Regions from separate parts of the Homo sapiens genome. Here region 1 is linked to region 2. The links are chromatin loops, found by intact Hi-C in ENCODE. Cell type or tissue: GM12878. All regions are shown on one strand. Links, peaks and the distances in the headings refer to the core of each region. The heading gives the core; the rest is flanking DNA.

What was found. Hi-C counts contacts between places; a loop is a spot of excess contacts. Peaks named below come from ENCODE experiments on the same cell type or tissue, not always from the same donor. Only the 100,000 strongest peaks of a DNase experiment are listed, where the experiment ranks them.
Region 1: a loop joins it to region 2, with 3.0 times the contacts of the local background. A loop is called at or near these places in 9 of 110 quality-filtered maps.

What each region holds. Positions count from the first base shown.
Region 1 is chr13:29,470,569-29,475,954 of GRCh38, reverse strand. All of the region lies in intron 9 of MTUS2 (microtubule associated scaffold protein 2), which reads right to left. Among named protein-coding and RNA genes, the nearest start is that of MTUS2-AS1, 14 kb to the left of the region's middle. In GM12878, for the core only: a CTCF peak has its summit at 3,418; no DNase peak of the experiment used is centred there.
Region 2 is chr13:29,705,589-29,710,974 of GRCh38, reverse strand. No RefSeq gene overlaps it. Among named protein-coding and RNA genes, the nearest start is that of SLC7A1, 110 kb to the right of the region's middle. In GM12878, for the core only: a CTCF peak has its summit at 2,879 (motif pointing right); a DNase peak (open chromatin) is centred at 2,824; H3K27me3 peaks cover 186 bases.

The DNA of each region.
Region 1 (5,386 bases), core at 335-5,334, 240 kb after region 2:
GAGTGAATGTGAGGGCCTACGACATGACTGTACACTACTATAGACTTTAGAAACACCATACACTTAGGCTACACTAAATTTATTTAAAAAAATTTTTCTGTGCTCAAGATAAGTTAACTTCAGCTTACCATAACCGTTTTACTTGACAAACTTTTTGATTTTTTCAAACTTTTTGACTCTTTTGTAATAACACTTAGCCTAAAATGCACATACACTGTAAAGCTGTTCAAACATGGTTTTTCTTTATATCATTATTCTAAAAGCTTTTTTCTATTTTTAAAATTTTTATTTACTTTTTTACTTTTTAAGCTTTTTTGTTAAAAACTAAGACACAAATGCATATATTAGCGTAAGCCTACACAGGCTCAGGACCATCAATATCTCCATCTTCCAACTCCACATCTTGTCCCACTGGAAGGTCTTCAGGGGCAGTAACATCCATGGAGCTGTCATCTCCTAGGAAAACAATGCCTTCTTCGGCAGTACCTCCTGAAGGACCTGCCTGAGGATGTTTTGCAGTAAATTTTGTTTTATAATAAATAGAAGGAGCACCCTCTAAAATAATTATAAAAATATAGCATAGTAAATACATAAACCAGTAACAAAGTCATTTATATTATCAAGTATTATGTACTAAACATAATTATATGTGCTAGACTTTTATACGATTGGCAGCACATTAGGTTTGTTTATACCAGCATCACCACAAAGATGTGAGTAATGCATTGTGCTATGAGGCTCTGACGTCACCGGGTGATAGAAATTTTTCAGCTGCATTATAATCTTGTGGGACCACCTTTGTACATGAGGTCTGTTGTTGACTGCAATGTTGTTATGTGGTGCATGGCTGTACATGGAACCTAGGAATCATTCTTACCACTTCTTAGCTAGAGATACATTGAGCACATAAAACTCAAATGAAAATAATAAGAAAAATGCTAATCATTTATTTTGTTTTTAGAAAGTACTGTTTTGCATGGGAAAAAATTATTTATCACGTGCCAAGATCAGTAGCTTTAACTCCAGAAGATCAAGGCAATAAGTTGGCTTGTGTAGGTGGAATAAAACAGACAGAACACATATAAATGAATAAAAACAACTTATTCACATTGATGAAAAAATTAAATGACACATATCTTTTAATACAATAATTTCACAAGTGCACAAAAATCTGAGTCAAGGACAACCACTATAGCATAATTTGCCTTAGGGAACTAGTAGGGGGCTACTCAAATTATGATGAGTAGGTTGAATCCTGTGCCAATGGGATATAGATAACCAGTAAAAAAAATAAGGCAAATCTTTTTGTAGTATCATGGAATGACCTCCGTAATATATTGTTAAACCAAGAAAAGGCAACAAGCAAAACAGTGTAATTGTAAAATTACATTTGTGATAAAAAGTGTATCTATATTTCTACTCTTTCTCCTTTGGGAGGTTGGGTGCCAAGGTACAGGGATTCACTGTATGTTGAATTCCTGTCATGATATATATTTCATTAAATCCCTGTTTATTGTTTGCATGACTTAGAAGTAAAAAGATTTTTAAAATTATTGTCATAATTAAAGAGAAGTCTGGGTTTTCAAAAGTTCTGGTAAAAGTTCAATTTCACTTAGTTTTATCCATGTCAGTGATAGGACGATTCATGGACCAGGCACTCTACTAGAGGCTCAGAAATGATTGGGTTTCATTCTAGGGCTGTCCCTGAACTGCACTGTTGTCTTAAATAAATCACAAACTGGGTACACCTCAGTTTTGCTGTCTATAAAGTGGCAAAGTAATCACTTTTTGCACATATAGCTCCAATCCCCAAATTCCCAATTGCTATTATAAAATGAGAGGTGATGCTTACATTCTTCCAATGGCTCTCTGTTGTAAGCCCTAGGCCTGTAGAAAATATTGGATAATAAGAGCAGCTGGCACCAGGGGAAATGGCTCCAATAATGGAGTCCCTAAAGAAATAAATATCCTGTTGCCTCTAGTAAACCTTCAGAAGTCTATCTATTTGGGCACTTTTCAGACAGAGATTAATGTAAGCTAATTTAATAGCATTAGACAACACCTGGAGTTTCACTTTCATTATTTATTTCTACTCACGTAAAAACATTTAATCCTTTAGAGTGAAAGGCAGACACCACTATCATAAACCCCTACAATCTAGGGAGCTGAGAAAATAAATATTCAAATAATCAGATTATGATTGGCCAAGAGAATATATCATTTCTAATTTATAAGCATAGATTTGAAAAGCAAAAGTAGGATTATAATCTGTTGTACAGTTTTAAATAACTGATGATTATTGACAATGAATAATACACACACATCTGATATAAAAATACCTAAAATATTATTAAAACTGCATTCTGAACATCCTCCGACATATATAATATATAAAGATATCAATCTACCAACTTCTTAGTGTAAACCAGTAAGATGTAGTGTGATCCTTGAAACAACAGCAGAGTAAAATTGCTGTTGGAACCATTTATAAGACAAGCTTAATTTCAACCACAGTTCATAAATTGAGTAGGAGAACACTCAGCGAGTAAGATCAATTTGCTCTCAACGACTGTCCCAAGTGTCTTCTGCATAATTGTAACTTTACATTGGTTTTCCAAAGAGGCAGCCAAAATAGGTGGTTACGGAACTAGACTGAAACAAAAGAGAACTATCTGGCTCTACAGCTCGTAATAAAATCTTAAATAAGAATATTATGTGGCCTTTTAGGTCATAGCAAATGCTTTATAATAGCTATAAAATAAATGATGAACCAATACTTTGTGTGTATATATAATATATATACATGTTACCATTATATATACACACATATAGTATATATTATTTACATATTTACATGCACATTATACATATTTAGGTCACTATAATAGTCACTATCATTACATACTGATGATAGACAATACCACAGTTAGATAAAAGATTAAGTTGTTTCTTCAAGAGATTGGGAGTAATTGAAAAGACAAAATAACTGTCAAGGACAAAATTTAATTTAAAAAATTACCCTTAATGTCACTACACAAAGAAAATGAAAATTTAAATTGTGTAATCCCTTCATAGCATTTCAGTGGTGTGAATTCTTAATATCCTGTTAGGAATTTCCCATGTCTTCCTACCTAACATTTTATGGCTACTTTATATTCTCATGTTCGTGTAACACAATTTATATTCTCTCATTATTGCACAATTAGTTTGTTTCCAAGATTTGCCATTATAGACAAATGCAACAAACATGTTCACCCATATATCATTTTGCTTTTTTCATTTAGGATACATTCCTAGGTGTAAAATTACATGGGATTAGATATTATGAGCATCTTTATGCAGTGTAGTTTTTCTTTTTTGGTGGCACAGATCCTTGTAACAAACCTGTGACCACCAGGCGGAGCTATGCTGCCTGAAAAATGCCCCCTGGTGGCAAATGTCTTTGTCCAAACCCGTTAGGTCACAGGAACATCCGCAAGGTGGTCAGGGTGGGTTGCATGAAACACAGCTGCCTGGGATCCCGGACACACTACCCTGTAGAGCCCTACTCTCTCTAATTACTGATTTTTGATGACAATGTTAAGAAGTGAGAAAGGAACGGCTGAAAATGAAGGATGAAAGTTCATGGACCATGGCTGGGCACGGTGGCTCACGCCTGTAATCCCAGCACTTTGGGAGGCTGAGGCAGGCAGAACACCTGAGGTCAGGAGATGGAGACCAGCCTGGCCATGGTGAAACCCCATCTCTACTAAAAATATAAACATTAACCAGGCTTGGTGGCACGTGCCTGTAATCCCAGATACTTGGGAGGCTGAGGCAGGAGAATCGCTTGAACTCGGGAGGCAGAGGTTACAGTGAGCCGAGATCATGCCACTGCACTCCAGCCTGGGTGACAGAGCAAGACTTCATCTCAAAAAGAAAAACAACAGAAAGTTCATGGACCAAGAGTGAAAGAACAGGAGTCACTGGGACTCTTGTCATCTCTGCAGGTCCCTGCAGCATCTCTCGGGCCTGGTGACCAAAAGGGAGCTGGCGCTGTGAAAATCACAGGTGGCATCTGCGAGTGCTTCCTGGGTGCCAAGCACCTGCCTCATACCGTTACCCACAGTAAGCCTACTAGGGGTCCCGTAAGTAGCCTAATCCATTTGCAAAGAGCAGGCAGGGGCTCAGAAAGAGGAACTAAGTGACCTAAGATCAATGTGTCGGGGGGGGCTGGGCCTGCAGAGCAGAGGCTGGAGCATAAGCTGAAGCCTCTCCTCTTGTCCACGCCTCCAGTGGGGGCCTCCATGATGCACCCGTGTGGTAATAGTGGGAGGGAGGACAATGCCTCACCATAGCTTCCTAAAAACAACCACTGTTGTAAACTGCAACACATCTCTTTACCTGTCTGTCTCCCGCAGCAGTGGGCAAGGACAGTTGCTATCCTCATTTTTGTATCTGTGTTCAGATAGGCAGGCCAACAGTCAATAAACTGGCGTTGACTTTATGTCATCTCTTGTGTGACAAGCATAGTTCTTGGCATAGTGGAGAACAGATGCTGTCATGGCGGGCAAACAAATGAGCAAAAAATGTAGGAAGCAAAATTTCATTTTATTTTATTATTATTATTATTATTTTTGAGATGGAGTCTCGCTCTGTTGCTGGAGTGCAGTGATGTGATCTTGGCTCACAACATCCTCTGCCTTCTGGGTTCAAGCGATTCTCCTGCCTCAGCCTCCCGAGTAGCTGGGATTACAGGCACGCGCCACCAAGCCCAGCTAATTTGTGTATTTTTAGTAGAGATGGGGTTTCACCATGTTGGCCAGGCCGGTCTCAAACTCCTGACCTCAAGTGAGCTGCCCGCCTCAGCCTCCCAAAGTGTTATGATCACAGGTGTGAGCCACCCCGCCCCGCCAGGAAGCAAAATTTCAGATAGTAAAAATTTTAGATAAGTGCAGTAAAGAAAGTGAAATAGAAGCAAGGCTAGGGAAAGACCGGGGAAAGGGGAAGGCAAGTTCAGCTGGGGTGGATAAAGAAGGCTGTTCGGAGAAGACACCATTCAAACAGACTTGAATGACAGAGAAGAATGTGGAGAGATGGGGAAAGGGAGTCCCAGTTAGAAGGAACTGCAAGTACCAAGGTCTTAAGATGGGAAAAATTCTAGCATACTGCGGAGAGAAAGACAACCAGTGGGGCCTGAGTGCCCATGGAGGAGAGCAGAAGGAGGTGAAGTTCCAGAGGAAGGTAGGGACTTATCATGCAGGGCCTGTGGCCCCTCAAAAGAGTTAGGGTTATGCTCAGGTAACAGTGGAAAGTCCCCAGAGAGTATCAAACGGGATAACAGGAACGAATGAAGCTTTTAAATCCCTCTGGTAGTTGCATGGAGAACAGACTGTAGGAGGCAAGG
Region 2 (5,386 bases), core at 142-5,141:
GCTGTTAGTAAATCAATGGCCATTTTCCCCCCAATGAATGAATTTGGGAATAGTACCCGAATCAGAAAATTTCTGAGGATTTCTCCTGGAATTCCAAGGATCTGTAAATCCTGTGGCTGGCTGGGAGCCTACTCTGATGATCTTTAATGCAGAAGAGGATGTATTTGAGCATCTGGCCTGGAAATCGACTAAATGTATCTATAGCATAATTGGTTCAGAAAGAGCTGGAAGACAAATTGAGAATGGTGGGTGTAAATAGAAGAAAAGGTGGCAGAAGGGGAGCCAGATGGATAAGCTGAGACACAAAACACACACAAGCAAAGGCTGCTTGGGATGCCAGCAGAGCACATTTGCATCTGGGGTCCAGAACAGGGCAGTCACAAGGGAGTCTCCTTGGCTTGGAGTTGTCTAGACCCAACATCCAGCTCCCAGGACAGAGCCTGCCCCTAAACAGCAAGAACCCAACCACCTTCCACATGGGGCAATCCCTGACCACACTGGGATAGGTGGTCCAAATTGGCTTTATTAGTGAATTCAGAACACAAACAATTCATAGAAAAATCAGTGGATTTCTTAGAGAATTTAGGCTCAAGGCTGATGCAGAGGTCTCATCAGAGACAGATTAGGGAAAGATGATTTCTTGGTTGCTATATATAATTTTTCCTTTTGCACGGTGCCATTCCAAGGCAGCCTAAATACATTCTGTTTGCAGTGCTGGCAGGGTGTGGTAGAGTATCTTGCATGTGGTGGGCCCTCAATACTATGTTTGGTGATAGAGAGATTTCCTTATTTGATCAAGCCTTGCTGCATCCAGGAGGGAATCAATAGTTAAAAATGTCTGCTGCTGAATTGCTTCTCAGGCTCATTTGCCGGCGGTGAGTGACAGAGGGTGTTGCCAAGCAGGCTTAACTTCTATCTGCACCCGACAGATACCTATAATTAAAAAATTATACATTTTGTATTTACTTACAAACACTGAAGCAATTTTCAGAGTGTCAAAAACAGCCTGGGAGAGAGCATCGCAGTGAGAGGTGACATTGAGCCAGGTGCATTAAGAGCACAACAATAAATAATCACGTTGCCCTTTTCAGAGCTGCGACGCATGACCCGTCCAATTAAGCCTCCTGCAGTCTCCTTCTGATGGCCCATAGTTCACAACATCCTTCCCACATTTGTTATAACAGCTTTGTTTTCTGTATCCGCTTTCTTTCACAGTTTGCACCCCATGCAGTCAAATTTCGTGCTTCCAAAATGAAAAATAAAACGGCTAGTTCTCGTCTCTTTGGGGGAAATTAGTCTTATTTCTCCCATAAATCATAAGCATGCTTCAGCCGTAAACAGAGCATTAGCAACTCTGGAAGTACATTAACTTTCGGGTATTGGCAAGACCTGAGGTTACTGAGAGTGATTTATTTGTTGATTTTGACTTAGGGAGGGGAAGGCAGGTAGCTGCAGAGTGGGTGGGAGGTGTGGATTATTAACCATTTCAGTAGAAGGAAGTAAGTTCTCATCCGGGCAGCCCCGGTTTATGCTGGTTGTCACAGCATAAGTATTAAGAGCATCCCTTTCCCTCTAAAAGTGTCCCAGCTTGGATGATAAATTATATGGTCACTCTGATTAAAGTGCAGTGAAAATAAGGAGCAAAATCTTGTTTTGTGAATGAAGCCAGACACAAAAGGCCACATGTTGTGTGATCTCATTTATATGAAATGTCCAGAATAAGCAAATCCATAGAGGCAGAAAGTGGATTAGTGGTTGCCAGGGGCTGGGGGTTCCTGGGGGAAATGGGAAATGATTGCTAATGGGTATGAGATTTCTTTTTGGGGTGAGAGAAATGTTCTAAAATTGATTGTGGTGATGGCTGCATGACTCTGTGAATATCCTAAAAACCATTGAATTGTACATGTTAAATGGGCACATGGGATGGCACATAGATTATAGGTCAACAAAGCTGTTCTATTAAAACAAAAGTTAAAAAAAAAGTTAAACTACATAAATCCCACAAAGGGAAAACAAACAAACAAACAAAAAGCTTGCATTCTGTCTTTCTGCTCATGAGCACTCTACCCTCTCAGGGCTGGTCCCTCTGAAACAGCTGATTCATTTGAAGGATGTGGTGGCACATGCGGGGATCTGCAGGGCCAGCCTCTTGCATACAACTGTATTTTTATGACCTTGTTGGAGCAAGAAAGGGAGCGTGAGTTTCCCACAGTCATTGCTGAACATCAAGGTGTGTGCGTTGGCCTTTAAATGGCAGGGGAGCTGGCCGGGGGACCAGCAGGAACATCAGGTACATAAAGAGCCCAGCAATGACGGCTTGGCTGGAAGGAAGAAGACGGAGGATTCTGATAGGGACTCACCCTTGCCCAGTCATGTCCAATGCCACTGAGTTCCCATTTAGGGAGAAGAAGAGAGGAGTTATAGGATGTGTGTGAAGGTAGGCGTGGGGGGGAGCAGGAGTTTCAGCCTCCCCAGAGGAATTGAGCCCATGATTCCGCAGGTAGCACAGGGGTGGGGCCAGATCTGCCCTCTGAGGTCAGGAACTCTAGGGAACACAGGACAGCCACTGAGGGGCCTCTTGATGCTTAGACCTCTCAGCCTAGTGCTTTGAAAGGGATTATGGGACCTAGAATGAGCCCTGTTCCTGATCCATCTCCCAGCATTGGGATCCTCCTTCAAAAGAAGGGAGTTGAAACGTGTGAGGAAACTAAACATTAACCCTGCACATTTGTATATCCTCACCCCCTAGAACAGAGTCTGGCGCTCAGGAGTATGTGGTTGGACAGATGCACAACACACAGGGTTCAGATGAGCTGATAAGGTTCCCTGGGGTAGCCTGTGTCCCAACCCAAGGCCCAGGGCATTTGGTCTGGGTCACCAACAGAGGGTGCTAGACACCTTCAGAACAAGGCTGGGTCTGGGGCCGGGGCCTCTCTGGAGGTGATGGAGTTCTCTCCTCATTGCAGACAGAGGTGGAGCCGGGGCAGGACTTGAGCCCCAGTATCCACACATTCAGCGAAGGGAGGAGACAAACCTGTTCCCTGCTTGGGCATTTCCCCAGCATCACAAAAGGAAAACCAACCCCTTGAGTGGATAGAGGATAGGATCTGTGTTGGGTTTGCTCACTGGTCTATCCCCAAGGGCCTGCACACAGTGCCTGGACAGAGAGGGCATGTGAGAGTAGGAGGGAATGTGGGAAAACCAGACAGGAGCGGGGCCACAGTGTTCTGAGGCTTTATCTCTGGCCTTTGCCTAGTGAGTCTTGGAAACAAGAGTTACACATGAACTCCTGTACACCACACAGTGGAGTCTGTGCCTGGCCTGGTCTTTCAGCCGGATAGAGCTAGGTACGGACAAGGCCCAAGCAGGTCTCACTAGCTTGGCAGAGAGGACAATTTCCAGGAACTTGCACCTCTTCACACCACCCCATTCCCCAAACCAAGTCCACAAAAACAGAGGAGACAAAGCAAAGAAGGAACAGAGCAAAAATGAGATCAAAACCCTCCTACAGAGGGCCAGCACTTTAGGCCACCATGTCTTCAGGTGAGAGTGTCCATTTGATGTTTTGAGAGTCAGAGATGGGGCTGCTGGGGCCACAGGTGAATCCAGGAATGGAAGAAATGGAACTGAATGCATCTTCTGTTGAGCTGCTCGTCATATAGTTTTCTGTGTTTCACATACTTGTCTATTTTTCCCTTTATTGCAAGGAAATACTCGTTGTGTGCAAGGAAATCAGCAGGAAAAGAGGGCAGTTAGGAGTCAATGGGAGAGCCAGACAAACAAGGGAATGCTGTTCTTCAGAAGACGAAGCCTGGCAACTACCACCCAGGGCTGGCGGTGAAACACTAACACATCCGCAGGCATCCCCTCTGTGGGAAGCAGTCTTGCCACGTGCAAGGTTGCTCAAGGACAAATGTTGTAAGGACAAATCAAAAGAGCTTATGATGTTGTCCAGTGCGAGTCGCTCACAGTAGCACATTCTGCTGAGAGGGTCGGGTGTTATAACAGTGAATTGATGAGGAGGAGTTGAAAAGTTTCTTTTTCCTGTGGGTTTAGAGTTCCCGCATAAGCTTGAACAGTTGAAAGTGCTTGTGAATTCCTTATTTTTTGTTTTAAATTCTCCTGAGACATGTTCCATAGGATCTTAGGATTTTAGAATGGAAAGGAAAAAACAATGAGACTTTCAAAGTCTCTTCCTTATATTTACAGCTGGAGAAAGCCAAACACTGTGGTGGCTAGTGTCTGACCCACACCTCAATACACACACCACACACACATACTCACTTATCCACTCACACAGAGAAAAAAGAGTAGTAAGGATGAATCTTCCTGATATTAAATACCAACCAAAGGCCATTGCTTTGCATCTTGTTTATGGCTCTGCAGCTCATGTTAGGGGCCCAGCTCTCCCAGTGGCTGTCGAGTTCCCTGAGCACCACCAGCCCTCTTGCCAGAGAGTGTGAGTCTTGGCCATGTGGTGCCTCCCTTGCTTCTCAAGGACTTGGAAAATGTTCTTAGAGTGAAACTAGAAAAATTTACCCATAAAGGATTAGCCATCTGTGAGAAATAACTAAGAAGAATTATTGGTAAACATGTCACCAAAGACATTGGAAACATCCAAAACTCAAGCTGACTCAAGGAGGAAATGCAGCCTCTGGTGATAATAGAGTATGAGGGGTCCTAGCCATGCCCTGTTTGGAGAAGGGCAGTGAGAATCCACAGGATGGCTTGCTCTGTAGGCCAAAGGCATGGAGAAAAGGGTGGAAGTCAGGGAAGCCAGGCTCACCTCCCCTTCTCCCCACACACAGGGAGCTGGGGTGCTGGTTAAACCTCCAGAAGCCACCCAGCAAGTCTGTCCCCAGAGTCAGGAGGGAGATTCCCTCCCAGCACCTGGGCCAGGAGAACATTCTGAATGTCGACCAACACCAGCATCTGATTTTCTGCCCTGGAACTGTCTACAGAGGCAGAATGCCCTGAGCAGGTGGTGGCCTCCCCTTCTCAGTGCATTTCTCACTGTAAGTGCATAACTTGTTACTCTGGGGTGGGGGAAGTATAAATAGTAAAACAGGCCCAAGACAAGAGCAGTGCTCTCTTTATTAGTTTTCTGGGGCTACTGTAACAAATGACCACAAATTGAGTGACTTAAAACAACAGAAATTCATTCTCTCACAGTTCTGGAAGTCAACAGTTGGGAATCAAGGTATCAGAAAGGTCACACTTCCTCTGAAGGTTCTAGGGAATAATCCCTGTTTGCCTCTTTCAGCTCCTGGTGGCTCCAGGCTTATTGGCTTGTGGCTGCATCACTCCAGTCTCTGCTTCCTTCTTCAGGCAGCCTTCTCCCCTGTGCATCAAATCTCTCCCAACTTTCTCTTAATAAGGATACCTG